Regions from separate parts of the Homo sapiens genome. Here region 2 is linked to region 1. The links are chromatin loops, found by intact Hi-C in ENCODE. Cell type or tissue: endothelial cell of umbilical vein. All regions are shown on one strand. Each heading gives the region's core, and the rest is flanking DNA. Links, peaks and the distances in the headings are about the cores only. Region 1 overlaps CSPG4 (chondroitin sulfate proteoglycan 4). Region 2 overlaps FBXO22 (F-box protein 22).

What was found. Peaks named below come from ENCODE experiments on the same cell type or tissue, not always from the same donor. Only the 100,000 strongest peaks of a DNase experiment are listed, where the experiment ranks them.
Region 2: a loop joins it to region 1, with 4 times the contacts of the local background. A loop is called at or near these places in 2 of 110 quality-filtered maps.

The regions. Positions count from the first base shown.
Region 1 is chr15:75,687,210-75,704,300 of GRCh38, reverse strand. It overlaps CSPG4 (chondroitin sulfate proteoglycan 4), which reads left to right. Exons shown (of 10, transcript NM_001897.5): 2 at 11,068-11,231; 3 at 13,489-17,025. Among named protein-coding and RNA genes, the nearest start is that of CSPG4, 17 kb to the left of the region's middle. RefSeq lists enhancers at 6,192-6,941, 8,868-8,957, 9,558-9,707, 9,191-9,940, 10,690-11,440 and 3 more and silencers at 3,887-3,936, 4,067-4,156, 9,679-9,973. In endothelial cell of umbilical vein, for the core only: no CTCF peak of the experiment used is centred there; DNase peaks (open chromatin) are centred at 9,790 and 10,320; H3K27me3 peaks cover 3,711 bases.
Region 2 is chr15:75,913,863-75,929,443 of GRCh38, reverse strand. FBXO22 (F-box protein 22) reads right to left here. Exons shown (of 7, transcript NM_147188.3): 4 at 15,239-15,334; 5 at 12,050-12,214. Among named protein-coding and RNA genes, the nearest start is that of FBXO22, 18 kb to the right of the region's middle. In endothelial cell of umbilical vein, for the core only: a CTCF peak has its summit at 7,495 (motif pointing right); DNase peaks (open chromatin) are centred at 6,913 and 7,533.

The sequences.
Region 1 (17,091 bases), core at 6,905-14,904:
CCTGGCCCTGCTATGTGGCCTTGGGGAGACCCCTGGCCCTATCTGGGCCTCTGGGTGGAATCTTCAGTCTCCTAGGTCAGCTCTAAATTCTGAGCTTGAGCCTCTTGGGAACAGGACAGGGGCCTCTGCCTCTATCTAGAGAGAGCCAGCTGCTTGTCCTGGGCCAAGCAGCAAGGCAGGCTAGGCCTGGAATGGGGCTGAGAAGCAGCCCAGCCTGCCAGGACTCCCTGGCATTGGAAAGCCACTTTCCTAAGTTGGCATGGAGCCCTGGGGCTCCCCCCGGGATGAGAGCAGCGGCTCCTCTCCACCCCCGGCTCCCATCTTCCACCCCCTGGCCCCAGCCCCGCCCTGCCAAAAATAAACCCAGACCACCCCATCTTGTACCAGCCAGACCCACCCAGCCCCTCCAGAGCCAATTGAGTCACCACTCAGAGCTGCTCCTTTTTTAACTGTCTGAGTCACTGCTTGTGGCTCCATGACACATGCCCCAGGCTACGGTTACCCCACAGCCCCTACAAGCGCAGCCAAGGGAGGGGTCTGCGTAGAGGCTGGCAGCAGGTGTGAGTCCAGGCCATAGCCTTAGCTTGTGAGCCCTCCAGGCCTAGGGAACTCACTCCATAACAAGCCAGAGACCAGACCTGTCCCTCAAGGTCCCGGCCGTGCCCAAGACAGCCCTTGGGGATCTTGGTGACAAGGTCAATCTGGGCTCTGCCCCACCGCATTGCGTTGCCTCCAACAGGCCTGGGCCTTCCCCGTGGAGACTGCCGGGAACGGAGGGTCTCCAGCCCCTAGACCCTGGAGGCTGGGGGTGGGCGAGGCCACAGAGACGCCTGCTTCCTCCCTCCTCACCGGCTCCACCCGGACTCTGACCACGCTGCCTGGAGCACCATGAAGACTCTATGGGACGGAAGCCACACTTCAGTCTCCCCTCACGGCTTCTGTCTGCCCCTGCGCAGGGTCACCCGGGCTGCAGAGCACCCCCGATCTCTCAGTCCATCCCCCCATCCCGCTCTCTCCATCTCTCTGTCCTTTCCCACCCCTGGCTGTGGTTCCTCCATCTCTTTCTGTCTGTCTTTCCTACCCTGTCTCTCTGTCTGTCTGCCCATCTCTCCAGTCCTGCTCTGTTCTCCTTCCCTTCTCCTTTACCGGGTTCCACGGCAGTCAGAAGTGCTCCCTGCCGCCAGCACCCCACCCGTCCCCAGGGCCCTCTCTGCCTTCTCAGTAGACATAACAGACCCTCACCTCCTCCCATTCCCACAAGGGACTCTGGGCCCCAGGGACCAATCCTGAGAAATGTTCCGCTCCCCTCACCAGGTCCTCCCGTGCCCCAAAGTGCAGGCTACATCCTGTCCCAGGGAGTGTCAGGATCCCACAGGCACTTCCTTGGGGGTTGACAAAGGCGGGCAGGGGGGCCTGGGAATGGCCCCACCTCCCAGTCCATGCTAGAGCAGGGGCCTGTAAGCCTCAAACCCCATCCGTCTTCTGTCTGTGGCTGTGGCCTCCGGCTATAAATAGGGGCTCGGATTCTATTTTCTTTAAAAACAAGCACCAGACTCTGTCACCACAGGCCCAGAAAAGCAGTCTCTGGCTCTGGCAGTCCCTCGAGCCCTCCCAGGCCATAGTGTCCAGTCCCCTGCCTCTGAGCCCTGGGGCTCTGGAGGGCAGAGGAGGCCTGGAAAGGAGACTGGAGGTAAGACAAGGTGGGGAGGGCTGGGGCGAGCTCCCAGAGGCAGCCCCTCCCACTGGGCCCATGGCCCTCATGCCCTGGTGGGCCCCTCCCTCCTTTCCTCCCACGTCCTGTCCCCAAGCAAGGTCAGTCTTGTCCCCAAGGCTCACAGTGTAAATGGAGAGAGGTGACAACAGCACAGCCCCCTGGGCCGCAGCGAGTGTCTTTGCACCCCAAGGACACAGAAGGTGCTTTGGGCTTTTTTCCTGAAAGAGCATGAGGACATTTCACAGGTGGACAGGAGAGAAGAGCTGGCCCAGCAGCAGGCCCAGCCTGAGCGAAGGCAGCAGGTCGGCCCTGCTAGGTGTGCACGGAGTCAGTGCAGAGTCTAGTGAGACGGAGGCGTGGAGTGTCCTTGGAAGAGAGCAAGAGACCCTGCAGGCAGAGTTGAGGGCACCCTGGCCTTCAGTGCCACCCGGGGGTGGGGGCCTGACCCTGGGGCAATGGGAGCCACCAAAGGCAAGGGAGGCTGAGGGAGTGGCTTTCAGTTTGGGTTAACTGGGGCTGCTATTAGCAAAGGGAGTCAGGAGATTGATTAAGCCAGACCGAGGACGGTGGCCAGCCGCCTTATGGATGGACCAGGGAGCAAGAGAGGAAGATGAAGTTGAAGGAGAATTTGGGGACTGGATGGATGGAACCTGAGTATTAATCAGCAGTGGCTGTGGGGAGGGAGGAGGAGGAGAGTTCAGTGCGACCCTCAGATGTCTACTCAGCAACAGGTGGACAGTCGGGCCTTCACGGGGCTGGCGAGCCAGCTGTAGGGGAGAGTACACTGAGTCCTCCTTGCTTTGGGTGGGGTTGGGCTTGGGGGTTCCTGTGGGTGTTCCTGCCATGGACATCTGAGGGACACTGGCAGTGGGCCTGGAGCCCTGGAGAGTTGGTGCCAGTGAGAGAGACGTGGTGCATTAGCAGAGGCTGGGCCTGAGGCCGGGAGAGAAAAGGAGGGCCAGAGGGAGTGTGGTGGCGGTGGGCACAGCTCCAGGGGGGGCCCACAGGCTGCAGGCTTCCAGGCAGTTGGCAGGTGGGGGTGCTAGGCAGGAACCTATTCCAGGAGGAGTCAGGCCTGCCCAGGAAGAGAGGTCTCAGTCTCGGGATCTCTGATGGGCCTGGGTAGCCCAGAGCTTCACTAGCAAGGACACTGAGGTTTCCTGGTGCACCCCCCGGCAACGCCCTCCCACTGGAGCACCACCAGTGCTGGGACTTGCTGTGGTGGGACAGCTCTGCCTGATAGAAAAACCCTCACACGGGACAAATGCCATCTCATTTGATCCTTTCGTTCCCTTAGATGCTGACATCACCTCCCTCATCACAGGTCCATGGCCTTCTTGCTGCACAGATGCCCTGGGAAGGAGATGTGGGCCCTGGTCCTGTCCTCAAGAGCTTCCAGTCTGGCTAGACCTGTGGCCATTTAGGCCAGAGGTGGCTCTACTGTACCCACGGTAGTGGCCACACCTCTTGCCAGTCTGCTGGGCTGGTCAGAGGCCAGATGTGTGTCAGTCCCTCTATCCAGGTCCCCTTTTACAGATGGGGACACTGAGGCCAGGGAAAGCATGGAAGCACATGGCTCTGAGCCCTGTGTGTGTGCTGGGGGTGTGAGCCCTGACCCAGGCTTCTGCCCTGGACATGGACTTCTGTCTGTGGGGTGAGCCCACCCTCTGTATTCAGATGGGGGAACTGAGGAGGAGGCACACAAGGCTACTGTGCACAAGTTGTGCCACCAGATTTCAGGTCCAGGCAGCCGTCCAGACCCACAGTCACCATTTCCTCTGTTCTTCCCCCATCCCAACTCACACACTCACTATCTCCAGACCCAGCCCGCCAGGCTGGGGAAGCCCCGAGACGCCGCCCCAGCAGCCCTGTCTTCAGCAGTTTCTGCTGCCAGAGCCAAGGGGAACTCAGAGATGAGCCATGGGCTGCCTGGTCCTGGACACAGCCCAGGAGAGAGCCTGGCCCTCAGCCTCCTGGGGGCAGCTCCCACCCAGACCCCTGTCTCTCCACCCTCCTCCCAGACCTCCAAGTCACCAGTGGGCAGGGCTGGCACTTATCACTGGCTTCTGGACCTAGTCATCCCCCGCCAGCCCCTGCAGAAGGGCCCTCCCGATTCGGCCAGCCCCAGAGCCACAGAGGAGGGGCTGCCAAACCGCCCAAGGAGAGCAGATGCTTCCCTCCCCTCCTCGCTGTCCCCCCCTCCTCGCTGCCCCCTCCACCCGGCCCTGACAGAAGAGTCCCAGGGGACAGGAAGGGAAAGAGTGTGTGTTCCCCAGGCTGGGGTCCAGCTCTCACACCCTCCTCCCACTGGGGCCATTGGCAGATGCTCCACTTCCGATTCACAGGCAGCAAGCAAACCCACCACGCCTCTCTGGGTGCACACACGGTGCATGTGCCCTGCTGACACCCACAGCCCCTAGCTCTGGAGCCACACCCACAGGAGCTTAAGTCCCAGCCCTGCCGCTGCTCCACAGGCTAGCACGGAGGACTGCCCTCTCTGAGCCTCAGTTTCCTCACCTGTAACATGGGAGATGCCTCCCAGGAGCCCTGCTAGGGCTGGGGGGCTGTGCAGGCCCAGTGCCAAGTGAGGGTCCTTCACTCTTCTCTTCCCTGCCAGAAACCCTACCCCAGCCTGGGTCCACTGAGGTGAGGGTCCCAGGTCCTCTAGGGCCAGGAAAGTGGGGGAAAGGAGGGTACGGATGGAGCCTGGAAACCCACCCATCTCCCTGTCCAAGAGGGAAGATTATAAGGCAGGGAAAAGCCTCTTGGAACCGCTCCCCACCGCAGCCACCCCACCCTCCTCGCCTGAGGCCTGGGGAGCAGCAAGACTTCCACAAAGACACCATTGAGGCCCCGCTTCCTCCTCCCCCGGCCCAGCCCTCCCGCCTGGGTGGACTCTGGGCTGCTTCTTCCCTCAAAACCTCTCATTTCCCCTCCTGCTTCCTCTGTGCTCCACAAGGCCCCAGGGTTGGGACATGTGGCTGGGAGCCCAGGGTGCAGCCCCTATCAGCCTCTGTGGACCAAGCTCAGCTTCTCCCACCCCACCTGCCCCTGCTTCCACTCATCTTCCAGACGGGTTCCCTCAACTGGAAATGTTCCCCAGCACATGCCCCTCTACGTGGGTGACTCAAAGCGCTTGGTTAGAGGATGGTAGCTGAGGCCAGTGACCAGGGTCAGGGCCCAGCCAATAGCTGAGGAAACTGTTTTCCTCCCTGGCCCCCTTGGCCTTGCAAGGGACCAGAAAGGCAACTAAACAGAAGGTCAGCTGACCTGAGTGTGTGTCTCTTGGCTCAAGAGTTTTTGGTGCTGCCCTGACCCCGACAGAGGTCTCTGCAGCATTTAGACGTGGAGGCAGTCACCTGAGCAGGTGCCTAGCACTCCAGCACCCCACTGGGATAAAGCAGTGTCTCCTGAGATGATGGCTGCTGTTGTAAGCTCCATGGGATTTGGAACTAACCTACTGTTGTCCGCATTTCGGTAGCTCACGGGACAGGAGAGGAGCAGGCAGTCCTTGGGCCGCGGGGATGGCCCTGGGTGGTGGAATCCCAGTCTGGAAGCAGCCAGGAAGAGTTGCTAAAGAGCAGTGAGCCCTGAGGGGTCTGCAGGTGTGTGAGCGTCTCCCAGGCAGCCCACCCTGGCCAGTGATGAGCCTTCTAGGCCTGGGCCCTGGTGACCCCAGTGTCATCACTGGGCAGGTCGCTCCCCTTAGTCTGACCTTAAGTCTCCCCTGTAACCTACCCCCTTGTTACCCTCAGAGTAACAGGGTTGGGTGAAGGTGATAGCTCAGTGTGGGTGGCTGAGCCTTGGGGAGTCTGCTGGGAGGAGGTTTGAGAGGGGCTCACCCCTGAGTAGGCACACCAGACAGCTTCTCCCTTGCCTGAGGAGCCCAGGGAGACCAATGTGCTGGGGAGGGGACCCCCAGTTATGTCTCGGTATCCAGGGCCCACAGTGGGGCCAGACCAGGGACCCAGCGCACCCCTTCCTCGCCTGCCTTGCCGCCACACACGTGTGTACATGTGACACTGACCCACATTCCTGCACACACTCACCCATGCCCTGCCTGCTTGGTTGGAAGTAGATTGGTGGCGGAAGTAAAATCGGGGAGTCCCTTGGAGGTGCAAGGGGAGGGGAGGGGAACTGACCTGAGGTCTAGAGGGCCAGGTGACCTCAGGGAGGGTCCGCTGCTGGGGAAGCACACCTGGCCCGTCCATGCTCTCACAGAGCCGGCATTCAGCCCCCAGGTGGGCCACGACCACCCCCCGCCCCACCACATACACACCTATGAGGGGAGACAGAGAGCCCTTCATCCCGGCCTTGGCCCTCCCAGAATACCCCATCCCACAGCCCCCTCAGACTCCCTCACCCCTGCCTGCCCAGACCTGGAGCCAGGATCTCCCGCCGTGGTGCCAAACCCCGAGGGGCGGTGATGGAGAAGTCTGGCTTCGTCTTGGAGCAGGGCCCTCCCTCCCCAGCAGGCTGGCTGGGCATCCCCTCCTCACTCCTGTGCACAGCAGCAGGCTTGCTGCCAACATCCCGCCTTCTCTGTCTCCCTCGAGTTTTCCTCCTCCGTCTCCTTCCTCAGGCCTTGGTCTGTATGTGAATCCAGTCTTTATGGAGGAGGGCATCTTGATTTCTCCTTCTCAGTTTTAATAACTTTCTCCCATGTTAGCTGTCTTCTTCCATTCCCATCACTGTATTGCTGTATTTGTGATTGAGTGAATGAATGAATGGGTCTCTATTACGCATTCCACCTCTCACCTCCTGCTCTGTCTCTGTGGCACTGGGTGTCCCTCCCCCACATACAGATGTCCAGGTCTCCTGCCCTCACCCTCAACTACGGGCCCAGGCACTCCCCACGGGCCAGCAGCTCCGGGCTCCCAGAATTTCTCCCTTATAAAGTCAGGCAGCAGCAGACACCCAGGAATGCTGCTGCTCCCATGACGCAGCCTGGCTGTGGGGCTGCCCCCAGGCAACCAGGAACATGGCGGGAGTGGGGCACACAGGGATCCATTGCCAGAGAGTGGGGTACAGTGGGGGTGCCTGGGTGGGTAGGGCTCACACGGGTGGTGCTGGGACCTGCTGGATCTCTTTCTGCTTCTCTTCGTCAAATCGCTTCTCCTCTGGAGCCTCAGTTTGTCTGTCTGGAAGGTGGAAGCTGAGTGCCCTGCAGCAGGCTTGAGCTACAGAGAATGCTGATGCTGTGGGACTCAGCACCCATGGAGGGTGGGGCCCCAGGCCGGGGCCCTCCAGACTGTCCTAGAGCAAAGGGTGATGTGCCCAGGGACAGCCAGGATGGGGCAGAGGGAAGAGGGAGCCAAAGAGCTAGGGGGAGACCAGGGGGAGCAGAGGCAGAGCCTGGCAGCAGGGATGGCCGGAGGCGAAGGAGAGATGGGGCAGATACAGGGACACAGGCAGCCTTCTGAGGACTCAGAAGGAACAGAGCCCACAGCAGCCCTCAGCCTGGAAGAGGCATCTGTGCCTGAGACCCGGCCCTGGCCTGGCTGGGGAAGGTGGGGCCCTGGCCGGGGGAGGCGGGCCTGATGGGCAGAGATGTTCCCCTCACAGCGACTCCTTGTCCCCGGAGCCTGGTGTCAGACAGAGGGCTGGGTGTCAGGCTGGAAGCCTCAGGGGCCCATCCACACTCCTCCTAGTAGTGCCTCCGGGGAGCCCGGAGATGCCAGCGCAGCCCTTGCCCTGACAGAGGGGGCTTGCTGGGGACCTTGACCGAGGTTTCCTCTAGCCCCTGAGAAGGGACTTGGCAGGGAAGGAAACAGGCTTTTTCTGTGCCCCCAGGCCTAGATCTCAGGAAGAAGGATGGAGCCACCCCACCCTCAGGCCCAGACAGCAGTGCCCTGTTTATGGGGAGGAAGGGTGGGAAGCCTGAGGATGTACCCACCTTTAGCAAACCTCTCTATGGGCGCTGAGCAGGAGGGGCAGGAACCCTCCAAGAACACACAGCCCCTTTCATGGAGCCAGGCCCAGCCAAGTAATGGCAGGCGGGCACCGAAGGGCAGGACAGGCCCGGGCACAATCATTGCTCTGTCCTGGCAGCTCCCGGCCCACACACGCGCACACACACACAAACACACAGCCTTACGCAAACCCAAAGCACACCCCCAGCAGCCACCCACATGCTTGCGCACACACAAATACACATCTATTAATATACAGCCCTGGACGCCCACTGACGCGCCTTCCAGAGAGAGAAACCCATACACGCAGCACTCTTCCTGCCCCTCCCACGGGCCCCCAGACCTGTGGGGCATCCTGCTCCTCTCATGCCCAAGGCTTGGCACCTCCAGGCACCCCATGCCATTAACCTTCCCCACATCCATATGGACAGCAAACTCCTAGATCAGGGAGAGACCCCCAGGACTAATCCCCACAGTCAGGAGGGGGAAGGGGTGGGAGGGACTGTGCCCATTTTACAGAATGGTGACACTGAGGCCTGAAGTGGGCCCCTTCTCCTGGCTCAGAGGGCAGCCCATGGGGCTGCTACAGGTTTGGTCTGCTGTTTTGATGAATCATGGGTCCTCTTGACCCAGGAGAATCAACGGCAGGTCTGATCCAGCCTGTGCCAATGTCTCCCCACAACCTCCTCCATCCCCCCGCCCCAGTCACGCAGCCGAGCCTAGCTTGACCCATTCTACTTTTCCCTCTACTTCTCTTCCTTCAAGTTAGCCAGAGGCTTTAGCGGGTGATGGAGCAGAAACCCTCCTAGCCCCACCCAAAGGGGACCTGTGTACTTCCTGCCAGTCTCACTCGGCCTTGCTGCTGTCCTCTGAGACTGCCTATTCCTCCCTCTCTGTGTCTGTACACCACCGTGACCTCCTCCAGGAAGTCCTCTGGATTGACTCCTAGCTTATTACATCTTAATTCTGCACACCCTCTCCATTTGAAGCCCCTCTTCAACTGCCCCCCCACCACCTCCAAGACAGGGATTCTGAGTTCTTGCAACTGAAGCCCCTCAGAGAGTGTAAGAGGGGCAGAAAAAAGGAGACCAGGAGGTGGAGGGAGTGGCGCTGTCAGAGTTTCCAGAGCCCTGGCCAGCAAGGCCTCAGAGGCCTCTGTTGGGGTGGGGGGCTGCCTGGCCACGCGCTCCAGCAGCACAAGACAGCCTGTGTGAGCCCCTCCCGCTCAGCCCCACAGGAAGCAGCAGGGCCCAGCCCCTCAATGGACCCATTCAGACCCCAGCGCTCTGGAAAGTACCTCTACTTCCTGCCACCCTCCCACTCTGGCCAAACAGGCTCTACTCTCCTCTGCTGGGAGGGGGCTGCAGGCAGGTGGTTCAGTGGTTAGGGCCAACCATCTAGTTCAGTTCCTGCCTGGCCCAGAGCCCTGATGTTGACCATGACTTGGCGGGTCTACATATACCTTTAGTGCAAGGGTGGGTAGGGGCAGGGACATGTGCCCCCTTCTCTGTGGGTGCTGGATAGGTAAATGTTTAGCAATGGGCTTTCTTGGGGAGGGGGAACCCTGATTTGCAGTATTTGCCTCTTTTCCTGGTATAAATGTTCTCACTGTGGGCAGTATCACCTGGCTCTCAAAATTCCTGAAAATTCAACAGTAGACTCCTGGCAGCTGCTGTCAGCCGCTCCAGCAGGTGACGGTGGTGGCTCTATCCTGCAGGGCCATGTGCCCCCACCCCTTGTGCTATGGCCTCCCTCACTTTAGTGTGCTGTGTTTTGCTCTTAGGAATCAATGTCTTTGCAGATAAGGCACCCCGGTAGGTGGCCGCCACCTGCAGTTCCCTGGTCTGTCCCTTGCTGGCGCCAAGCTCTGCTGAACCAGCTGGGCCGCCCCCGCGCAGATGGTCTGCAGGGCTCCCTTGATTCCCGTAGCTTCCCAGACAAGGTGCTGGTATTGCCAGCAGTGCTGGCAGGAGGAGATAACTAGAGGGGATTTAACTCAGCCCAAGGGGTTCTTACGGGATCTTTCTTGGACATCCCTCCCAGTGGGGCTGGCTGCCCTTAGGGTGTACAAGTCTCCGACTCCTCCAACGGCTGAAGCTGCTTACTCAGGCGGATGGCAGCTGGCTCAGGCTGGCCAGGGACCAGCACATGGGGCTGGTGCCGGATTATCCCTATCAAGGCCGTCAGCCTGTGCTCGCTCTCGGGTTTGAGGGAAGCCCAACAGGAATGAATCACCGTTTTTAACCCGTGTTTCTCTACCCCCCAGCCCTGGACATCTGCAGGCAAAGTCAAAGTTATATTTGGCTCTTATCACCACAAAAGGCATGGACCAGAAATTGTGGCAGCGGGTTGGAAGTCAGGGAGGCTAATCTGGGGAAACTGACTGGAGGAAGCAGCAATTCAAAAGAGGAGGAGTCCCAGTATGGGACAGAACGGGCCCTGCATAGGAACCACTAACCCCAGGCAAGCCCAGACATGGCCTTCTGCCTGGGGAGGCCCTCTTTGGCCTGCCCAGCAGACCCTCAGCCCCTCCCAAGCCCTGTCTTCAGCCTCAGCCTGCGTGGTGGCCTGGGGAAGTTAGGAACTCAGCTGTTCTCATCCCTGGTTCCTTGGCCACGGTGGAAACAATGGGGCCGGATCTGACTGCTCATCGGGGACTGTGAATAGCTCTCCAGCAGGAAGCAATAGCAAGGGTAATGGAGGAAGTGTGGGCCCACTTTGGTTTGACACTGCACATGGTCCCCATCTGGCCTCAGAGCCTTTGCTCCTTGGCAGACTCAGGCCAATAAGCTCCTGCCCCGACGCTCAATGGCAGCTGGAAGAATGGCCTGAGAGAGAAGCGGGGATAGGTGGGCCATGCTGACACCACCCCCAGATCCCAGTCGTGGCCTCAGCCAACCCATGGAGGCGGGGCATGGCACAGCAGGCGCTGCACAGGAGCCCAAGCACAAGGGCACTTAGGAGAAGGAATCTGAGCAGGGATCAGTCTGGACTGGGGGTGATTCTCCAGAAACTCCATTCCTTGGGGCTGTGACCACCAAGCCAGATGGTCAGGCCAGTTGCGGTTCCCTTTGGGCTGGGTCCAGGAGCCAGACCCACGAGGGAGACTCCTCTGGGGCCCAGGGGAGGCGAGTCAGAGCTGGCGGAGGCCTCTGGCTCCAGGAACCTCCAAGGAGGAGACCTGAGTTGCTGGGAATTTCTGGGTCTGACCTCCTGTAAATACAAGATCTGGGCTGGACACAAGGTGAGCCTGTGCCTTCTGGTGCCAGGACCAAGAAGATGCTGGGACCCGGGCAGTGCTCAGAGGCAGCACCATACAGCAGAACCATGAGGGTGCGCCAGCACGGACCCCTTTCTGCAACCCACCCGTCCCTCTTTGCGGCACCTCGCCTCCTCCAGGCAAGAGTCTGAGCCTTGACCACAGCTCCCTCTCTCACACAGCTTCCTTCTTCGGTGAGAACCACCTGGAGGTGCCTGTGGCCACGGCTCTGACCGACATAGACCTGCAGCTGCAGTTCTCCACGTCCCAGCCCGAAGCCCTCCTTCTCCTGGCAGCAGGCCCAGCTGACCACCTCCTGCTGCAGCTCTACTCTGGACGCCTGCAGGTGAGTGACGTCCCCCTGAGATCTGGGCGGGATTCGGGGTGGGATTCCTTCTCTAGCTTTGAGTGAACCCCAGCTGGCTGTGTGACCTTGTGTAAGTCACTTTTATCTTGGGGTCTTAAGTTCTCCACTGTGGGATGGGCAGCAGCAGCCCAGAAATGGTAAATCCTTCATGAACTGGCTCTGCCCACTGGCTCCCTCCAACCATGTTTCCCGCCACAACCCCTCGCTGGCCCTTTGTGCTCTGACAGCCCTGAACTGCTTTCAGTTCCTGGCCATCTTACAGTCGCTTGCTGCCAGGCTCTTGATGCACACTCCTTCTGCCAGGTGTGCGCCTCTCCCGTTCCCTGCACATGCCTAACTCCAGCCTCTCCTTGAAGTCTCAGTGTGGGCATCCCCTCCTCCTGGGCTAGGCCCCCTCCTGAGCCCCCATGACCCCTGTGCATCCCGGTGGCACTGCACCAATTTCTCTGCAGCACCATGGTCTGTCCACGACAGTAACAGCACCAGTACTGCCTCAGCTTCCTCATTTTTCCATTTCATCCTTCAAGACACCACAAGCTTTGTTAGCAAGGAGTCTTGTGGCTTTTTTGAGTCTTCCCCTAAACCATGAAGAGTTTAAGAACCCAGGGTCTTATTCCGAATTTGTGCCAGGCTGGGTGCAGTGGCTCATGCCTATAATCCCACCACTTTGGGAGGCCAAGGTGAGAAGATCACTCGAGCCTAGGAGTTCAAGTCTGGCCTAAGCCACACAATGAGTCCCCATCTCTATTTTTAAAAGAAAAAAATAACCGGACGCGGTGGCTCATGCCTGTAATCCCAGCACTTTGGGAGGCTGAGGCGGGTGGATCACCTGAGGTCAGGAGTTCGAGACCAGCCTGGCCAACATGGTGAAACCGTGTCTCTAATAAAAATACAAAAAAATTAGCCGGGCATGGTGACACATGCCTGTAATCCCAGCTACTCAGGAGGCTGAGGCAAGAGAATCACTTGAACCCAGGAGAAGGAGGTTGCAGTGAGCCGAGACCGCACCATTGCACTTCAGCCTGGGCAACAAGAACCAAACTCCGTCTCAAAAAAAAACAAATTTGGGGCAGCCATCTCCTTCCACACCCCATGGGGAGAGGACTAGGGCTTGGTCAGTCTGCTGCTTTCACTGTTAAACACCAGCGTGGTGCAGGCTGGTGCTGATGGCTGTCCAGTTCTGTAGGTACAATGATGCCACACCCCTACAGAGATGCTCCATACCAGGACTCCAAAATTATAGTTCTTAGTGCCCTGGTTCTGCAGTTACCATACTCTGCCACCTCCCATTCTACCATCTGGGAGCACCGTACCAGAGCCATTTCTGCTGTCAATGTCATGGAGACAGAACTATGTCCTTCATCTCTCCCCAAGATCTCCTTCCACCCCAGGTCAGGGAGCTTTTTTTCAGAACACAGAGTATTTAAATTTTAATTTAAAAATTAGCCTATTCCTGAACAGTGAGCCTGGCTGCCTTCAATGACCCCAAGAAACTTTGCTCTGTTGAAGGGGACTGATCAAGGGATTCCCAGTTACCCATTATTCCAAAGTTGAAATCCAGATTCCAAGACAATATTTCTGGCACCTCTCACTCAAGGAAAGAGGGGAAGAATTTAAAAACACAGGTTGGATTTCTAGGAGAGCATCTTGCTGTATGTCAGTTCCTTGTGGGCGAGGACCACATCTGATTCATATCAGGGTCCCCAGAGCCCATCCAGCCCTGGCCCAGAGTTTCCTTTGGTGAGTGTTTGGAGGATGAATAAAGAGATGGCAGGACGGCAAGAGGAGTGGCACCAGAGGCTCTTGTCCTAGGTTTTCCACTCTGGGGCCCCAAGTGTGGGGAACTCACTATGCTTTTTTTTTGTTTGTTTTTTGAGACAGAGTTTCGCTCTTGCTGCCCAGGCTGGAGTGCAATGGCATGATCTCAGCTCACTGCAACCTCCACCTCCCGAGTTCAAGCAATTCTCCTGCCACAGCCTCCAAAGTAGCTGGGATTACAGGCATGCGCCACCATGCCCAGCTAATTTTGTGTTTTTAGTAGAGACAGGGTTTCTCCATGTTGGCCAGGCTGGTCTCAAACTCCTAACCTCAGGTGATCCGCCTGCCTTGGCCTCCCAAAGTGCTAGGATTACAGGCATGAGCCACCACTGCAATCACGCCCGGCTCTATGCTTTTATAAGGGAAATGATGGATCCAAAGTGCTGTCCACTATCTCCCACTCCCCATCTCTCTTCAGGTCAGACTTGTTCTGGGCCAGGAGGAGCTGAGGCTGCAGACTCCAGCAGAGACGCTGCTGAGTGACTCCATCCCCCACACTGTGGTGCTGACTGTCGTAGAGGGCTGGGCCACGTTGTCAGTCGATGGGTTTCTGAACGCCTCCTCAGCAGTCCCAGGAGCCCCCCTAGAGGTCCCCTATGGGCTCTTTGTTGGGGGCACTGGGACCCTTGGCCTGCCCTACCTGAGGGGAACCAGCCGACCCCTGAGGGGTTGCCTCCATGCAGCCACCCTCAATGGCCGCAGCCTCCTCCGGCCTCTGACCCCCGATGTGCATGAGGGCTGTGCTGAAGAGTTTTCTGCCAGTGATGATGTGGCCCTGGGCTTCTCTGGGCCCCACTCTCTGGCTGCCTTCCCTGCCTGGGGCACTCAGGACGAAGGAACCCTAGAGTTTACACTCACCACACAGAGCCGGCAGGCACCCTTGGCCTTCCAGGCAGGGGGCCGGCGTGGGGACTTCATCTATGTGGACATATTTGAGGGCCACCTGCGGGCCGTGGTGGAGAAGGGCCAGGGTACCGTATTGCTCCACAACAGTGTGCCTGTGGCCGATGGGCAGCCCCATGAGGTCAGTGTCCACATCAATGCTCACCGGCTGGAAATCTCCGTGGACCAGTACCCTACGCATACTTCGAACCGAGGAGTCCTCAGCTACCTGGAGCCACGGGGCAGTCTCCTTCTCGGGGGGCTGGATGCAGAGGCCTCTCGTCACCTCCAGGAACACCGCCTGGGCCTGACACCAGAGGCCACCAATGCCTCCCTGCTGGGCTGCATGGAAGACCTCAGTGTCAATGGCCAGAGGCGGGGGCTGCGGGAAGCTTTGCTGACGCGCAACATGGCAGCCGGCTGCAGGCTGGAGGAGGAGGAGTATGAGGACGATGCCTATGGACATTATGAAGCTTTCTCCACCCTGGCCCCTGAGGCTTGGCCAGCCATGGAGCTGCCTGAGCCATGCGTGCCTGAGCCAGGGCTGCCTCCTGTCTTTGCCAATTTCACCCAGCTGCTGACTATCAGCCCACTGGTGGTGGCCGAGGGGGGCACAGCCTGGCTTGAGTGGAGGCATGTGCAGCCCACGCTGGACCTGATGGAGGCTGAGCTGCGCAAATCCCAGGTGCTGTTCAGCGTGACCCGAGGGGCACGCCATGGCGAGCTCGAGCTGGACATCCCGGGAGCCCAGGCACGAAAAATGTTCACCCTCCTGGACGTGGTGAACCGCAAGGCCCGCTTCATCCACGATGGCTCTGAGGACACCTCCGACCAGCTGGTGCTGGAGGTGTCGGTGACGGCTCGGGTGCCCATGCCCTCATGCCTTCGGAGGGGCCAAACATACCTCCTGCCCATCCAGGTCAACCCTGTCAATGACCCACCCCACATCATCTTCCCACATGGCAGCCTCATGGTGATCCTGGAACACACGCAGAAGCCGCTGGGGCCTGAGGTTTTCCAGGCCTATGACCCGGACTCTGCCTGTGAGGGCCTCACCTTCCAGGTCCTTGGCACCTCCTCTGGCCTCCCCGTGGAGCGCCGAGACCAGCCTGGGGAGCCGGCGACCGAGTTCTCCTGCCGGGAGTTGGAGGCCGGCAGCCTAGTCTATGTCCACCGCGGTGGTCCTGCACAGGACTTGACGTTCCGGGTCAGCGATGGACTGCAGGCCAGCCCCCCGGCCACGCTGAAGGTGGTGGCCATCCGGCCGGCCATACAGATCCACCGCAGCACAGGGTTGCGACTGGCCCAAGGCTCTGCCATGCCCATCTTGCCCGCCAACCTGTCGGTGGAGACCAATGCCGTGGGGCAGGATGTGAGCGTGCTGTTCCGCGTCACTGGGGCCCTGCAGTTTGGGGAGCTGCAGAAGCAGGGGGCAGGTGGGGTGGAGGGTGCTGAGTGGTGGGCCACACAGGCGTTCCACCAGCGGGATGTGGAGCAGGGCCGCGTGAGGTACCTGAGCACTGACCCACAGCACCACGCTTACGACACCGTGGAGAACCTGGCCCTGGAGGTGCAGGTGGGCCAGGAGATCCTGAGCAATCTGTCCTTCCCAGTGACCATCCAGAGAGCCACTGTGTGGATGCTGCGGCTGGAGCCACTGCACACTCAGAACACCCAGCAGGAGACCCTCACCACAGCCCACCTGGAGGCCACCCTGGAGGAGGCAGGCCCAAGCCCCCCAACCTTCCATTATGAGGTGGTTCAGGCTCCCAGGAAAGGCAACCTTCAACTACAGGGCACAAGGCTGTCAGATGGCCAGGGCTTCACCCAGGATGACATACAGGCTGGCCGGGTGACCTATGGGGCCACAGCACGTGCCTCAGAGGCAGTCGAGGACACCTTCCGTTTCCGTGTCACAGCTCCACCATATTTCTCCCCACTCTATACCTTCCCCATCCACATTGGTGGTGACCCAGATGCGCCTGTCCTCACCAATGTCCTCCTCGTGGTGCCTGAGGGTGGTGAGGGTGTCCTCTCTGCTGACCACCTCTTTGTCAAGAGTCTCAACAGTGCCAGCTACCTCTATGAGGTCATGGAGCGGCCCCGCCATGGGAGGTTGGCTTGGCGTGGGACACAGGACAAGACCACTATGGTGACATCCTTCACCAATGAAGACCTGTTGCGTGGCCGGCTGGTCTACCAGCATGATGACTCCGAGACCACAGAAGATGATATCCCATTTGTTGCTACCCGCCAGGGCGAGAGCAGTGGTGACATGGCCTGGGAGGAGGTACGGGGTGTCTTCCGAGTGGCCATCCAGCCCGTGAATGACCACGCCCCTGTGCAGACCATCAGCCGGATCTTCCATGTGGCCCGGGGTGGGCGGCGGCTGCTGACTACAGACGACGTGGCCTTCAGCGATGCTGACTCGGGCTTTGCTGACGCCCAGCTGGTGCTTACCCGCAAGGACCTCCTCTTTGGCAGTATCGTGGCCGTAGATGAGCCCACGCGGCCCATCTACCGCTTCACCCAGGAGGACCTCAGGAAGAGGCGAGTACTGTTCGTGCACTCAGGGGCTGACCGTGGCTGGATCCAGCTGCAGGTGTCCGACGGGCAACACCAGGCCACTGCGCTGCTGGAGGTGCAGGCCTCGGAACCCTACCTCCGTGTGGCCAACGGCTCCAGCCTTGTGGTCCCTCAAGGAGGCCAGGGCACCATCGACACGGCCGTGCTCCACCTGGACACCAACCTCGACATCCGCAGTGGGGATGAGGTCCACTACCACGTCACAGCTGGCCCTCGCTGGGGACAGCTAGTCCGGGCTGGTCAGCCAGCCACAGCCTTCTCCCAGCAGGACCTGCTGGATGGGGCCGTTCTCTATAGCCACAATGGCAGCCTCAGCCCCCGCGACACCATGGCCTTCTCCGTGGAAGCAGGGCCAGTGCACACGGATGCCACCCTACAAGTGACCATTGCCCTAGAGGGCCCACTGGCCCCACTGAAGCTGGTCCGGCACAAGAAGATCTACGTCTTCCAGGGAGAGGCAGCTGAGATCAGAAGGGACCAGCTGGAGGTGAGGAGTTGGAGGTGGTGAGCAGGGGTGTGGGCCAGGTAGAGGGCCTTCTCCCAGCCTCCATGC
Region 2 (15,581 bases), core at 3,503-11,502, 230 kb before region 1:
AGGCGCTAACCACTTATAGTGTGGTGAACAGTGCCCCCTGCCCATGCCAAAGGTATATCCACATCAAACCTCTGGAACCTATGCATGTAAGCTTATTTGGAAAAAGGATCTTTAAAAAAAATTTTTTTTTTTTTGGTAGAGATGGGGTCTCGCTATGTTAGTAAGGATCTTAAGATTAAATCATCTGGTCTATCCACGTGGGCTCTAAATCCAATGACAGTGTCCTCATAATGAAAGATGTACAAAGGAGAGACAGAGAAGAAAAGGCAGTGTGACCACAGAAGCAGAAACTGGAGCGGTAGGAAGAGAAAAAGAACAGACTCTCCCCTACAGCCTCCCAAGGTAGCACTACCCCTACTGCCATCTCAATTTCAGACTTCTGGCCTCCTGAACTGTGCAGAATAAATTTCTCGTTTTATGTCACCAAATTTGGGGTACTTTGTTACAGCAGCCTAAGAAACTACTACATCACTGAAATACAGGCTTTATTCACCTCCTCCACGGAAGCAGGTGAGAGTAAAGGCGAATTAGCCTTTGAAAGTTCCTTGCAAAGCAGGAAAATGTTCAATTCTGTGACACAGGAACTAAAAGCTGCTACCGCTAGGAGGTGGCAGAGTGTAACAGAGACAGCCTACTTGCTCTGCCCACAGCTCCCAGGTTTCACTGGAGCCTCTGGCAGCTTGTTTATAGACTATCAATTTGATTTTTTTTTTAAGTTCAGGGATACATGTTCAGGTTTGTTCCACAGGCAAACGTGTGTCATGGGGGTTTGTTGTGCAGATTATTTCATCACCCAGGTAATAAGCCCATTCTCCATTAGTTATTTTTCCTGATCCTCTCCTTCCTCACACCCTCCACCCTCTGGTAGGCCCCAGTGTCTGTTGTGCCCCTCTTTGCGTCGATGTATTCTCATCATTTAGCTCCCACTTATAAATGAGAACATGCAGTATTTGGTTTTCTGTTTCTGTGTTAGTTTGCTAATGATAATGGCCTCCAGCTCCATCCATGTCCCTGCAAAGGACGTGATCTCATTCTTTTTTATGGCTGCATATGTACTACATTTTCTTTATCCAGTTTATCACTGATGGGCATTCAGGTTGATTCCATGTCTTTGCTACTGTGAATAGTGCTGCAATGAACATACATGTGCATGTGTCTTTATAACAGAATAATTTATATTCCTTTGAATATATACCCAGTAATAGGACTGCTGGGTCAAATGGTATTTCTGTCTTTAGGTCTTTGAGGAATCACCACACTATCTTCCACAATGGCTGAACTAATTTACACTCCCACCGACAGTGTATAAGTGTTCCTTTTTCTCCACAAACTTGCCAGCATCTGTTATTTTTTGACTTTTTAATAGCCATTCTGCCTAGTATGGGATACGATCTCATTGTGGTTTTGATTTGCATTTCTCTAATGATCAGTGATGTGGAGCTTTTTTTCCTATGATTGTTGGCCGCATGTATGTCTTCTGCCAGCATTACCAAACGGGTGCTTTGGGGACAGGAAAATGAATCTAATACCTAACACACTTGTGTTTCCATTTGATTTGACCACATGACTTCCACCTTGACAAACCTAAGGTGGTTACCAGAAAGGAGAGTTACTTAAGGAAACAAAGGGTATGCAGATGCGTGAATGACCAATTACTAACACCAAATAATGACCTATTCTGGGAAACTGCCTCTGGTCCATTTCCAATTCTCTACACAGTAAATTACTGACTTGGACAGTAAAAAGAATATTACTTTCATGACATCATATACCCCAAACCATTGCTAAAGCATCTTTTTTCCCTTATAGACTAGCCCACGAAATTTTAAGAGAATATATTTTCTTCTTTAGAACAAAGTTTCAGAGTTGGGAGAGGCCTGTGAGATCAAGTCTAGAGTTTTATTTTACAAACAAGGACTGCCAATGCCAGAGAAGTGACTACTACCCCAGGACAATATAATGACAGACTCTACATTAAAACCCACATCTCCTGACACTCAGGGCTTTAGCTTTTAGAAACCTCATGACTTCTAAATCTCAACCTTTCCTCCTGTTTTCTAAGCTCTAGATGCTCTTTTACAACATCCACTAAACATCCTACCTGAATATTCTAAAGGCAACCACTCCCATTCATTTAACAAACACATACCCAATGTAAAGGAAAATTTTAAAAAAATCTCAGGACCTCCAAACTCCTTATGCCAAAGGGAAAGTTTAGCCTAGAGGCTGAGTCAAGCGAAGCACCATCCTCTCTCCAAATTAATATTGCTACTTCACAACCCTGTGTCAGAGCATTATACATTAGCCAGACCTACCGCCTCACACCCCTCCCCCCGACCAGGAAAGGCAAAAGGCTTTAGGCATCTCCAGATGACTGCTCCCACAAATCATTCATAAGGAAAATCTTTGCTGGCCTCAAAACCTTTAAGATGTACATCCTCCCATAACACAAGGACATGTCAATTGTAACTCTAGGTCTGTAATCTGTTCAATTCCACACTGATAATGTCCATTGCAAGCTTATCTTCCCAGATGCTGCACAAAAACAAGAGATCAGTAATTCACCCACCTACTCTGAGACATCTGCATAAATGGTTCTTCCTTTCTTCAAAAGGTTCACCTTATCTTATGTAAAGTGTAGATTTACTGAGTACTAACTAAAGTCTCACAGGAATGTAACCATTCACCTCATGCCTATCCTTCCCCATCCTTCCTTCTCTCCTTTAAAAACATGTATTGAAAACCTCTTCAGAGTACACAGCCACTCGTTTGTGACTAGTGTTTTTCCCGGATACGCCCTCAACCTCTGGCTCAGTAAACCTCGAATGATGGAGATTCTCGCCTCAGTCACACATTCCAGTTAACACCATCTTCTCCAGTGGTGTTCTTTCAACATCTTCTCTAGTGGGTTGGTTCTCAGCTAATGGAACACTTCCCCCTCCTAATACACAACCCTAGAAAGTAGAATCACTTTCCCCTACCCCAACTTAAAGAACAAACCCACCTTAGCCAAGGCTGGCTGCCTGATAGAGCAGATGGCTCTGTATTTAACCAACAGACTACCTGGTGCTACCGGTAAATAACAGAGGGAAGGTACAACTCCAACTCCTTGACACTCAAAATTCAAAGGCCTAAAATATGAGGGAAGAATAAGGAGCAATGCCAAGTTTTCCTGAAAGGTTCTGGGTTCCCCCCAATTCATAGGTAAAGGATCATCAAGGACCCAATGTTCTGGGCCACCCGCCATAGAATCTGACTACAGATTTTATTCTAGAATTTTCCAAAAGTTGATACATTAGCAGGAGCTTACCACAACCATTAAAAACAATTCCAGAAAAGTATTTATAAGGCACTTTAAACAGTGTAACCTACTGGTGAACCTTTCAAGATGATAAGCTGGTTACAAAATGTAACCTTAGGTAACAGGATAAACTGACCTGCCATGTAGGATTGGCAACTATAATCAAGTTAACTACTGTAGTTGTCCACCAAGAGATGTCTTTGGTTTTGGAATAGGATGAAACTGTTCTTGCCAGTAATAATCTTGTTAGGTAAATTTAGCAAAGAATTGCCCCATCCTCTTAGGAATTTTTCATCCACCAAGCCCCCACCCTCCTCCTTGGCTATAAATCCCCATTTGTGGTTGGTGCATTTGGAGTTGAGCCTGATCTCTCTCCCCTAGTGCAAAACCCCATCACAGTGGTCTCCCAAATAAAGTCTGCCTCATTGTCTTGAATAGATGTCAGCATCGCTTTTTTTTTTTTTTTTAACACTAGCTTCCTGTCACTTCTGCTTTCTCAAGGGCTGGGCAACTTCGAAGGCAGAACAAGTTCAATCCCTTGAGCTTCAGCACTGATTCTCTCTGCTTCACACCTGGTACTGCCTATGACCCCTCAAGACTCTCTATGATGTCCTCAGATAATTTTAAAACTTTGTTCTTCTTCACACTTTTTTGGAATCTGACAAGTCATTAAAGTTCTATTTTACCCCTCTTGGTGGCTGGCAGAATTCAAGACAAGTAGTTAAAGGTTCAAAAAGCAGGGAGCAGAAAGAACCTGAACAATCTACAAGCTAGATCACCAGATCACCAATCTCACAACAAACACTAGTACAGAGCACCGTTCTAAGTACATTATAGAAATTAACTTATTTAATGCCTGTAACAACCTGTTACGTATTGTTTTATTCCTAAAAAGTCTGTGAGGATTCAATACTTCCAAAATTCACATTTAACATGCAAATTATATCCATATTACAGAAGCTAGATCAGACCAGACCAAAGTAAAATTAAATACACACCCCAGAACTGGCTGCCAGAAAGAACTGTGCCTACTGAGCTATGGAAAACACAGGACACTTCCAATCCTCTCCTTCAAAGAGCAAAGGCAACTGAATTCTTCAGAACTTCCTCTCTTGACCCTAAAATGTAAAAATCAATAGGAAAGCTTTTCTAATGGGACTCTCCGCAAATAAAACTCAAATCCAGAAAATCACTGTGCCCCAAAAGGCAATGTTACAGGTTTGTGCTTCACCTAGAAGAAAGTCAGAAGGATATTTGTAAAAGGAAAAGAGAGGGAGGATCCCAGGTGTGAGTCAACTGTTTGCTATATAACTAACCACCTCAAGCATTCTCAAAGGAGCAAAGAGGCTCTGGCTCTCAAGCTGAAGTCCATCTTGCCAACGCTCAGCAGTGCTAGGTCTGCTTTCTCAAGCTCTCCTGTCTGTGGTACAGACAGGTAGAGCTGCCAGGCACTGTAGAGCTGCCAGGCACTGCTCTGAGTCTAGAGCCCCTTCCCTGGATTACATGAAGGTTTAGAGGAAGAAGTGCATGAGCACTGCCAGGGAGGGAAGCTTCTCTCCCCTCCTCTGTTGCAGCTGGGGCTTTCAGACTGTGCTTTGGTGGGCAAAGCGTTCCAAAGATGCCTCCAGTGTAGGTGGAGGAGAATAAGCAACCTCAGTTCAAGGCCTAACATGCTCCCTTCACCCTTCAACCTAGAGGCTCTGCTTTTACCTGCTTTATTTTTATGTTGACATCCCATGTAAGACTGTACAAATGAAGTGTTTAAAACAAAAGCTAAGAAATGGCTCAAGGAGATCCTTACTGAGTAGTCTCAATAAAGCCTTTGCATTAGCAGAAGGGAGGGATGTCAAAATAATATTACAGCAGTACCAACCCTGGACAATCAACATGCACTACTGAGCCTCCTCCCCGGCCCTCCTCCTCAAATCACTGAAGCCAGTCCCTTTTGCTTCAATCACCATTAATTACCTGATGATTCCCAAATTAATATCTTTCCTCTAGACCATTCTCTAGAGCTCCAGGCCAACATATCCAACTGTCTATAATCAATATCTCCATCTCAAATTCCAAACATGTCCAAAACAGAACTGATAATCTGATCTTCCAACCCGCACCTTCAAATCTTCTTCACCTTAGTCAATGGTACTATACAGCTGCGCTAGCCACATACCCGCATGACATCGCTGTCACCTCCCTCATTCTCAACACCTAACATCTCATCAGTCACCACATCCTGTCCATTCAGCCCCAAACTTCATCTTGAATCCATTCACTTCTCTTCAACTCCACTCACCACTGCCCTGCTCCAAGCTGCCATCTCCTCTTTCCTTAACCACTACAACAGTCTGTGTCTCCTGCATATACTTTTTAAAAAAAATTATTTTAACTGAAAAATTTAAAAGGCATATATTTATCATGTTCAACATGGTGTTTTGAAATATATATACACTACTGAATGGCTAAATCAAGCTAATCCTGCATCCACTCTTGTACTCCAAAATGATCACCACATCATAGCAAGAGTGTTATTTTGAAAAGATCTATCAAATTATGCCACTCCTGTGTTTAGAAACCTGGCTTCTTGCTGCACTTCCCTCAAATATTTTTGATCTGTGGTTAGCTGAATCCATGAATGCAGAACCCATGGATATGGAAGGCCAACTCTACCTAAAATTAGGACACAAGATAGCAAGTGAAAGAATGAAGATGGCCATTTTAAGCTGGGCAAAGCTTCAATTTCCAGAAGAAAATGATGCCTTGGAATAAGCCAAAACTGCTGACATCAAGCAGCTCAGGAAAGGACACCTATAAGAAAGCTTCACAGAGCACAATAATTCTGGGGTTGTTTTTCCTTCCAGTTTTCTCATTCCTATACTTGGCACTATAATGCAAATATGATCTAACAAATATAGCAATTTTATCACAAAAGGGTTTCTGCTGCTCAAGATTTTGGCTCTTATAAACTGACAAAACTAGGGTCCTAGCTTCAACCAGTGCCACATATCAGGGCCTCATCAAAGATTCCCAGGATGCTCAGGTGGACAGAGGACAGAGTACTGCCCAGGAAACAGCTATGTCACCTCTCTGGACAAAAAAGGCAGCACACAAAAGGTTTGGCCATATGACCTTTAGCAGCAGCACTGAATCAACAGCCAAAACAAGCATCTCTAATGGGGTTTGATTTTTCCCAATTTCTTCTCCCAATCCCGCTCCTCCTGTCCCAGTGTTCCTATTTCTGGTCTCTGCACCACCATCACCCTTGTCTCCTAGGATCAAAACTCAAAAGTAATTACTGAGGCTTCCCTTCTCTTTCACATCTAATCATTTGTTCATTTCCTCCAATTCATTCCCTAGTCCTCATGCCCTAGTGTTATTTCTTGCCTGGACTCTAAAGTGGTCTCCCGCTTCCAGTGTCTCCCCACACAGGAGGGCCACATTCACCTCTGCTCGATGACATCTGAGTAACAGCTACCATTTTCTGTGTACAGGAGCTAAGCCCAGACTCTTTAGCCTGGCCTGAATGCGCCCCACCCTTTGTTCCCATGACTTCCCTGCACATAACCTTTGCTTGCAAAATGATTACTATTTCTCCAACATGCTCTGGGATTTCCTGGCTCTGTGCCTGTGTTTCTATGTTCCTTCAGCCAGTGATATTACTCATCCATATCTCTCATATGCTTCCCATCCTTCAAGGGCTTAAATACCACCTGCTTCTGGAAGCCTCCTTGATCCCTCCCACTGGCAGAACCCCTACAGCAATCTACCCATTCTGCTCTCACAGAACACCTCACATACTCACTTGGGTTATGATTATGCAGTCAAGCACCACATAACACTTTGGTCAAGGACAGCCAGGCGTGGTGACACGCACAGTAAGCATATGCAACAGTGGTGCCAGAAGATTAACAGAGCTACAAAATTCCTACTGCCTAATGTGTAGCACAACGCATTACTCAAATGTCTGTGGTGATGCTGTTGTAAACAAGCCTATTGCAGTGCCAGTCGTATAAAAGTATAGCACATACAATCACGTACAATGCATACTTGGCAATGACAATGAATGACTATGTTACTGGCTTATGATTTACTATCCTATACTTTTAATTGTAATTTTAGAGGTTACCCCTCCTACTTATTAAAAAAAAAAAAAAGTTAACTGTAAAACAGCCTCAGGCAGGTCCTTCAGGACGTATTCCAGAAGGAGGCACTGTTGTCATAGGAAATGACAGCTCCACATGTATTACTGCCCTGAAGACCTTGCAGTGGGACGAGATGTGGAGGTGGAAGACAGTGATATTATCTTGACTCTGTATAGGCCTAGGCTAATGTGTGTGACTGTGTTTTAGTTTTTAACAAAAAGCTTAAAAAGTTAAAAAAAAAATTAAAGGTGGAGAAAAGCTTACAGAATAAGGATATAAATGGAAATTTTTTTTGTCTAGCTAAAGTTAATTTATTATTAAAGAACAATTTTATTTTATTTTTTTGAGATAGAGTCTCGCTGTCGCCCAGGCTGGAGTGCAGTGGTGTAATCTTGGCTTACTACAACCTCTGCCTCCCAGGTTCAAGCGATTCTCCTGCCTCAGCCTACAGTAGCTGGGACTACAGGCGCACACCACTATGCCCAGCTAATTTTTGTATTTTTAGTAGAGATGGGGTTTCACCATGTTGACCAGGCTTGTCTCAAATTCCTGATCGCAAGGGATCCACCTACCTCGGACCTCCCAAACTGCTGGGATTACAGGCATGAGCCACTGTGCCCGGCCAAACAAAAATGTTTCAATTAATTTAATGTAGCTTAAGCATACAGTGTTTATAAACTATATAGTAGTATACAGGGCTAGGCCTTCACATTCACTCACCACTCACTGACTCACCCCACACCAACTTCTAGTCTTGCAAGTCCCATTCATGTTAAGTGCCCTATAGAGGTATACTGTCTTTCATACCATGTTTTTACTGTACCTTTTTAATGTTTAGATATGTTCAGATACACCAATACTTACCATTGTGTTACAACTGCCTACAGTATTCAGTACAGTAACATGCTGTCCATGTTTGTAGTCTAGGGGCAATAGGCTACACTGTATAGCCTACACATATAGTAGGCTGTAACATCTAGGTCTGTGTAAGTACTATGACATTCACACAACAACAACATTGCCTAAAGATGCATTTCTCAGAACTCATCCCCGTCATTAAGCAACATATGACTGTATATGTATTCTTCATACCTTTTCTGGAATGTCACTGAGACAGAATCTACATCCAGTTATGTCACCTTTAACATGCTGAATAAATTTTTATTTATTTATTTATTTTTGAGACAGGGTCTCACTCTGTCACCCAGGCTGCAGTAGAGTGGCGTGACTTCAGCTCACGGCAACCTCCGCCTCTTGGGCTCAAGCAATCCTCCCACCTCAGCCTCCTAAGTAGCTGGGACTACAGGTGCGTGCCACCATGCTTGGCTAGTTTTTTAGTTTTTTTGTAGAGGTGAGGTCTCACTATATTGTCCAGGCTGGTCTCGAACTCCTGGGCTCAAGCGATCCTCCCGCCTCAGCTTCCCAAAGTACTGAAATTACAGGCATGAGCCACCATACCAGCCTGAATAAAATTAATGTAGGAGTTCTACATTATGAGCCAATTGAATATAGATAGTCATCTCGTCAACATCAACACATTGATCATCTTCTTCCTTCCTTGTACTAAATTTGCTGCCATAAATCTTCCCAGAATCTGGGCTATGTTGCCCTGGACTGGCTTACTCCAAGGCCTTCAATGACACTTGATGCTTTTACAGGCAGACTGCCAGGCAACACACAAAATGGTTCTCAAACCAACATGTCTGACCACAGCCATTCCTTTGAGTTTCAGACCTACTATTTGCTAACCACCTGACCAACTCTGAAAAAGACCTAGTTTGCTGAACTTTGTTCGCTCCAGCTAGCCTACCAATATCAAGTCTCATTATGTTATTACAAAATCACATAAGCTCAGCACATAGCCACATTTGCTCCTAAAATTCATTTTGCCTTTACACTTAACAATGGGTCAGTTTTAAGGGCACTATCTGACCTTTTCCCAAAGGAAGTTTGGCATCCTTAATTTAGAATAGCTTTAACATTTCTGCTAACTCTGCTATTTACATACCCTAAGAGCCTTAACTCTCTACTGCCATTAAAGTTCAGTTTCCTCATCAAAAATATTCCATAAAGAATTCTGTCTGGCAAAGCTGTGGTGAAGATTAGAAGTGCTGCGCAGCACAGTATCTGGCATACAGTACCTCCATAAACATTGGCCATCGTTAATTGTCACTTCAAGCCCAGACACATGTATGCTCCTCTGGCATGTGGCTTCTGAATGAGCTAAGGACACTTAGAACCCTACTATTCCCCCCACAAACTACAAGGCCACACTGCAGATGAAGGGCCCATGTGACACACAGTAAAGCCTGCCTAGGGTGGAGGCCAACACTAGCATCTAGCTACAATCTACTGTTGCTAAGCGTTTTATGAAAGTCATTTCATTTAATCTTCACAATTCTGTGAATTCAATGTTAGTTATTTCCACTTTATAGATGAGGAAAATGGAGGTTTAGAAAAATTGAAAAACTTGCCCTAACTGGAGAGCCAGAAAGTAGCAGAACTAGAGTAGCTACAAGCCTGCAATCTTTTAAGGTTGACTACCTTCTATTTATTTTTTAACTGACAGATAAAATTGTATGTATTTATCAATGTATAACATGTTTTGAAGTATATATACATTGTGGAAGGGCTAAGTCTAATTCACATATGCATTATCTCACAGTTACCATTTTTGTAGTAAGAACACTTAACAGTCACTCTCTTAGCATTCTTCAAGAATATAGTATATGGGCCAGGCACGATGGCTCACACCTGTAATCCCAGCACTTTGGGAGGCCGAGGCAGGTGGATCACTTGAGGCCAGGAGTTTGAGACCACCCTGGCTAACATGGTAAAACCCTATCTCTAATAAAAAGACAAAAAAAATTAGCCAGGCATGGTGGTGCATACAGCATGTAGTCCCAGCTACTCGGGAGTCTGAGGCATGACAATCACTTGAACCCTTGAACCCAGGAAGTAGAAGTAGCAGTGAGCTGAGATCATGCCACCGCACTCCAGCCTGGGCAACAAAGTGAGACTCTGTCTCCAAAACAAACAAAAAAAAGAATATATGGTCACTGACTATAGTCTCCATGTTGTACAACAGACCTCAAGAACTTATTCCTCCAAAACGAATTTTGTATCTTTTGACCATCATCTCCCCAAAGCCCCTCCCAACCACCCCAGATCCTGGTGCCTGCCATTCAACTCTATATTTCTATGAGAGCAACATTTTTAGATTCCACACATGAGTGAGATCATGCACTATTTGTCTTTCTGGGCCTGGCTTATTTCACTTAACATCCTCCAGGTTCATCCATGCTGGTGCAAATGACAGGATGTCCTTTATGGCTGAAGAGTATTTCATTATGTATGTATACCACATTTTCTTTATCCACCATCAGCTAATGGACACTTAGGTTAATTCCATATCCTAGCTATTGTGAACAGTGCTGCAATAAACATGGGAGTGCAGATATCTCTTCAACATACTGATTTCATTTCTAAGTCAGCATTCTTAATAGCTACACTACCCTGTGTCACACCAGAGCTGGCTGTTGAGACTTTCCACCATCTACTTTGACCTGACCACCCTCTTCCACATTATTAAGAGGTTCCCGGCTGAGTCTTTGCTGCTAATGCCTCTTGTTCTGTGCTTCCCCTCCCATCCACCAATGACTTGCAAGTTTTTTTTTTTTTTCCACATTGTCAGGGATAGTTGTAAAAACTAGTCTCAATGTGTATACCCCCTTTTTTTCCTCATCAGTAAAACAAATTTTACCTTTGCTGCTACACAATTTTTTACTCCAGCTGGTTTAAGTCCCATTTCAAATAACAGAGGTTTATCTCTATAGGCTGGCTGATCTATGCAAAAATGAGGTGTTACCACTGAATAGTTTTTATGCCAACAGTGATTTTTAATGAATGAAGTGAATTCAATCAGTCCATCTGCAGATGTAGATAAAAGGCTAAACGCTGCTTTCCTTGAGTAATTCGTTTGTTGTTTACTATATTAAGTTAAGCTTTCCCATCCAAGCTTAGACATTAAGCCAACCCTTTACCTCTTCAAATTCACTTCAGGGCTCCATCCACACTACCTGCAGGATGTTTCCCAGCACACCCCTTGCTTGATAGACTTGCCTTAACTCATATATTTCCTAAGACTCATCAGGGTCACTTTACTTGTTCCCATCTTTCTAATTAGTTCACAAAGAACTAACCCGCGTATTCTAAAAACTTCTAAAATGCTTGTTACTAGAATAAAAAAGGTTAACAAAACAAAAATAGAGCAAAATGAAATAAACTATTAGAGCAAGAATTCCTTAAAATTCAGAACTAAATACAAACAAGTTTATCATCAACAGAGTATTTATGAAAAATTTTTCATCTCTGGTTCTCTTGGGCTTTAATGCAAGTAAAATAATTTAAAAAGTAAATCAATTCTACCAAACATGTATCACACTGGCCTCTGTGAATCACCTGTTTGAATTAGCCACATCTCCAGTGACAGGTGTACTTAATTCAGATTCTCCCAAAGGAACCTAATATCCACCAACTAGCCAGAATTAAAAAGAAAACAAAATTAATCAATAAAATGAGCAGTTAATGATAAATAAAAGTAACTTACCTACTTCAGTGAGTTGATGTCTTTCTAATGTTAAATTCTTTGGATCCTTAATAAAATGAAAGGGTTGTATTTTTATTCCTTCAATTTGAGGGAATAATAAAGCAAAACCAGATTCTCCAATTTCTATTTCCTGAGGTCGATTGCTACCTGATCCCATTGGAGTCACTAGAGAAAAAGTTAAACAGTTTCACCAATAGAGTCAGTAAAAACTAGATAACTACAGTTTAGGTCACTAAGATAATCATTAAGCTAACAAGCCACTATCTGAGTAAAAGTTTTTCAGCTTTGACAGTTTTAGGGTGTAGTGTCATGATGTTTGCCATTTAACTTTCAAATGGTTCAGAAAGAAATTTTTTATAAGCAAAGTGAGAAAAAATAAATGTTGCAAAATTTTTTCAACTGCTAAACTAGATAAAGGGTATATGGGTATTTATCATGCTGTTCTATTATTCTTTCAACTTCTCCATATTTTTCAAATTAAAAAGTTGGGGGGGTAGTAAATACACTTTCACAGCAATTCCAATTTTTAAAAGTTTACCCTAAAAATATTTGACAATTATATAAAGTATATATATACCCAAGTATTTTATCACATAATTTCAAATAGAAAATAAAAAGAAAAAACCTGAATGTCCCACACTGGTATTCAGATTAAAAGTTACATTGGTATCATAGAATATAGCCATTAAAATGATGACAAATATATATTTATAGACATGGAAATATGTTTGTAATATGCTCTGAATTTTACAGGTAGATATTACAGATTGAACTGTGTCATTCCCTCCCTACTGCCTACCCCAAATTCATGTTTAAGCCCTAACCCCCCATGTGACTATATTTGGAGATAAGGCCTTTAAAGAGATAGTTAAGATTAAATGAGGTCACAAGGGTAGGACCCTAATCCAACAGGACTAGTGTCCTGAGAAGAGGAGGAAGAGACACCAAGCATGCTTATGTATGAAGAAAAGGCCACATGAGAACACAGTGAGAGAGCAGCTGTAAGTAAGCTTCAGAGAGACCATCCCCGATCTTGGACTTCTAGCCTCCCAAACTGTGAGAAAATAAGCTTCCGTTGTTTAAGTCACCCAGTCTGTGGTATTTTGTTATGGTAGCCCTAGTAGACTAACACAGTAGGTTACAAGTCTACAGAAAATTGTATTCTGGTTTTTTATATTTACATACATATATAAATAGAGGTTAACATCATAAGAGTGGTTAACTCTGTGGTGCTTAAAGGTGCTTTTGCTTATCTGAATCTTCTAATTTTTTTTTTCTAAAAATAACTATTACTAGTATAAAAAAAGAAATAAACTTTTTTTTTTTTTTTTTTTTTTTTGGAGACAGAGTCTTACTCTGTCACCCAGGCTGGAGCGAAGTGGTGCAACCTCTGCCTCCCGGTTTCCAGCAATTCTCCTGCCTCAGCCTCCCAAGTAGCTGGAATTACAGGCATGAGCCACCATGCCCAGCTAATTTTAGCTTTTTTTTTTTTTTTGAGACAGAGTCTTGCTCTATCATCCAGGATGGAGTGCAATGGCGTGATCTCGGCTCACTGCAACCTCTGCCTCCCGGGCTCAAGCAATTCTCCTGCCTTAGCCTCCTGAGCAGCTGGGATTACAGGTGCCCGCCATCATGCCTGGCTAATTTTTGTATTTTTAGTAGAGATGGGGTTTCACCACGTCGGCCAGGCTGCTCTTGAACTCCTGACCTCATGATCCACCCACCTCGGCCTCCCAAAGTGCTGGGACCACAGACGTGAGCCACTGCGCCTGGCCAATTTTTACATTTTTTAGTAGAGATGGGGTTTTGCCATGTTGGCCAGGCTGGTCTCCAACTCCTGACTTCAAGTGATCCGCCTGCCTCGGCCTCCTAAAGTGCTGGGATTACAGGTGTCAGCCACCACGCCAGGCCAAAAAGAAATAAACTCTTTTTTTTAAAAAAATGTTAAGCCCTTTAGAAACCACAGCTAGAGCAACTGAACAAATAATATTCATTTGTAAACATGTAAAATTCTTTTTACCTCACTGTATAAGACTCAAATTCAGATCAAAAATCTTTCAGTGAAGATTAAAAATGACAATTCTCAGTAGAGTACTACTGAGTTGGAACAAAAAAACATAACAGCAGCCAGGTGCAGTGGCTCATGCCTGTAATCCCAGCACTTTGGGAGGCTGAGGCGGTGGATCACCTGAGGTCAGGAATTTGAGACCAGCCTGGCCAACATGGTGAAACCCGGTTTCTACTAAAAATACAAAAATTAGCCAGGTGTGGTGGTGGCGGGCGCCTGTGATCCCAGCTACTTGGGAGGCTGAGGCAGGAGAATTGCTTGAATCCAGGAGGCAGAAGTCGCAGTGAGTAGAGATCACGCCATTGCACTCCAACCTTGGTGACAAGAGTGAAACTCCATCTCAAAAACAATACATAAATGACAGCTAACATTTACTTACTGCTTTGTGTATCTCTATTGTAAATGCTTTACAAGTGTTAACTCATTTAATTCTCACAACCCTCCAAGGAAGGTACTACTGTCATCATCCCCACTTCCTTGATGAGGACAGTGAAGCCCCATGAAGTTAGGTAACTTGCTCAAAGTCATACAGATACTAAGCGGTACAGCCGGCATTCGAATCCAGGTATCTAACCATTGCACCATTACTGCCTCAACAGAATCTCTCCTCCCCCAGTTAACTACAGAAAAGAATCAAAAATAATAAAAACCAGCAAAAATTCACCAGCAGCAATCAAGCATGGAAAGGGGCACAACCTCATGCTGTAAACATTGAAGAGTGGTACCAAAGCAGAGAAACAGAAGTCTCCTAGTAAGGCCCAGCTTTGCTCCTAATCCCAGCCCCATCTCACCCCTACCCACCAAACACAATACTGCTTGAACTGACAAAACTCTGAAAATGCCCACAAATACTTCCTAATTTGGAGGAAGGCAGAATGAGATCATTCCCCTCTTATGAATGACTACTGGATATTTATACAGGTAACCTTGAGATGAGAAGTACAATAACTTAATAAACATTAATATAAGGCAAATATAATGCCATGGTAAATATGACTGACTTTATTGTATTTTAGATGGACAGAAATAGAAATGTGGTTCTAAGCTAAAAATAACTCACCAATCCAAAGGACCCCACATTAATGCAAGGAAGAAATCATCAAGTTGCTAATTTATCTCACCTACAATTCCTGGGGTCACAATCCCAAGGACTTGGCATTGTTTGGGGAATAGCTTCTCAAGGGCAAGTGCTGTTTCCATACTAGTTCTTTTCCTTGCTGTAAAAATACAGTAGCAAAATGATAAATATCATCCATTTAAAGTCAAATCTGAGAATGAAAAAGTAAAAAAGCAAATACTGGAAATATTTAAGTCATTTAACACGAGAATGCTCTAAATAAAGGTCTAAAAGCATTGATTAAAACAAACACTTTACCTGTTTTGGTCCTGGCTTTTAAATTATAAATCTGATCTTTTGCACCACTAGTCTGCCTTTCCCCTCTGTTCATATATTGCTTTTGCCCC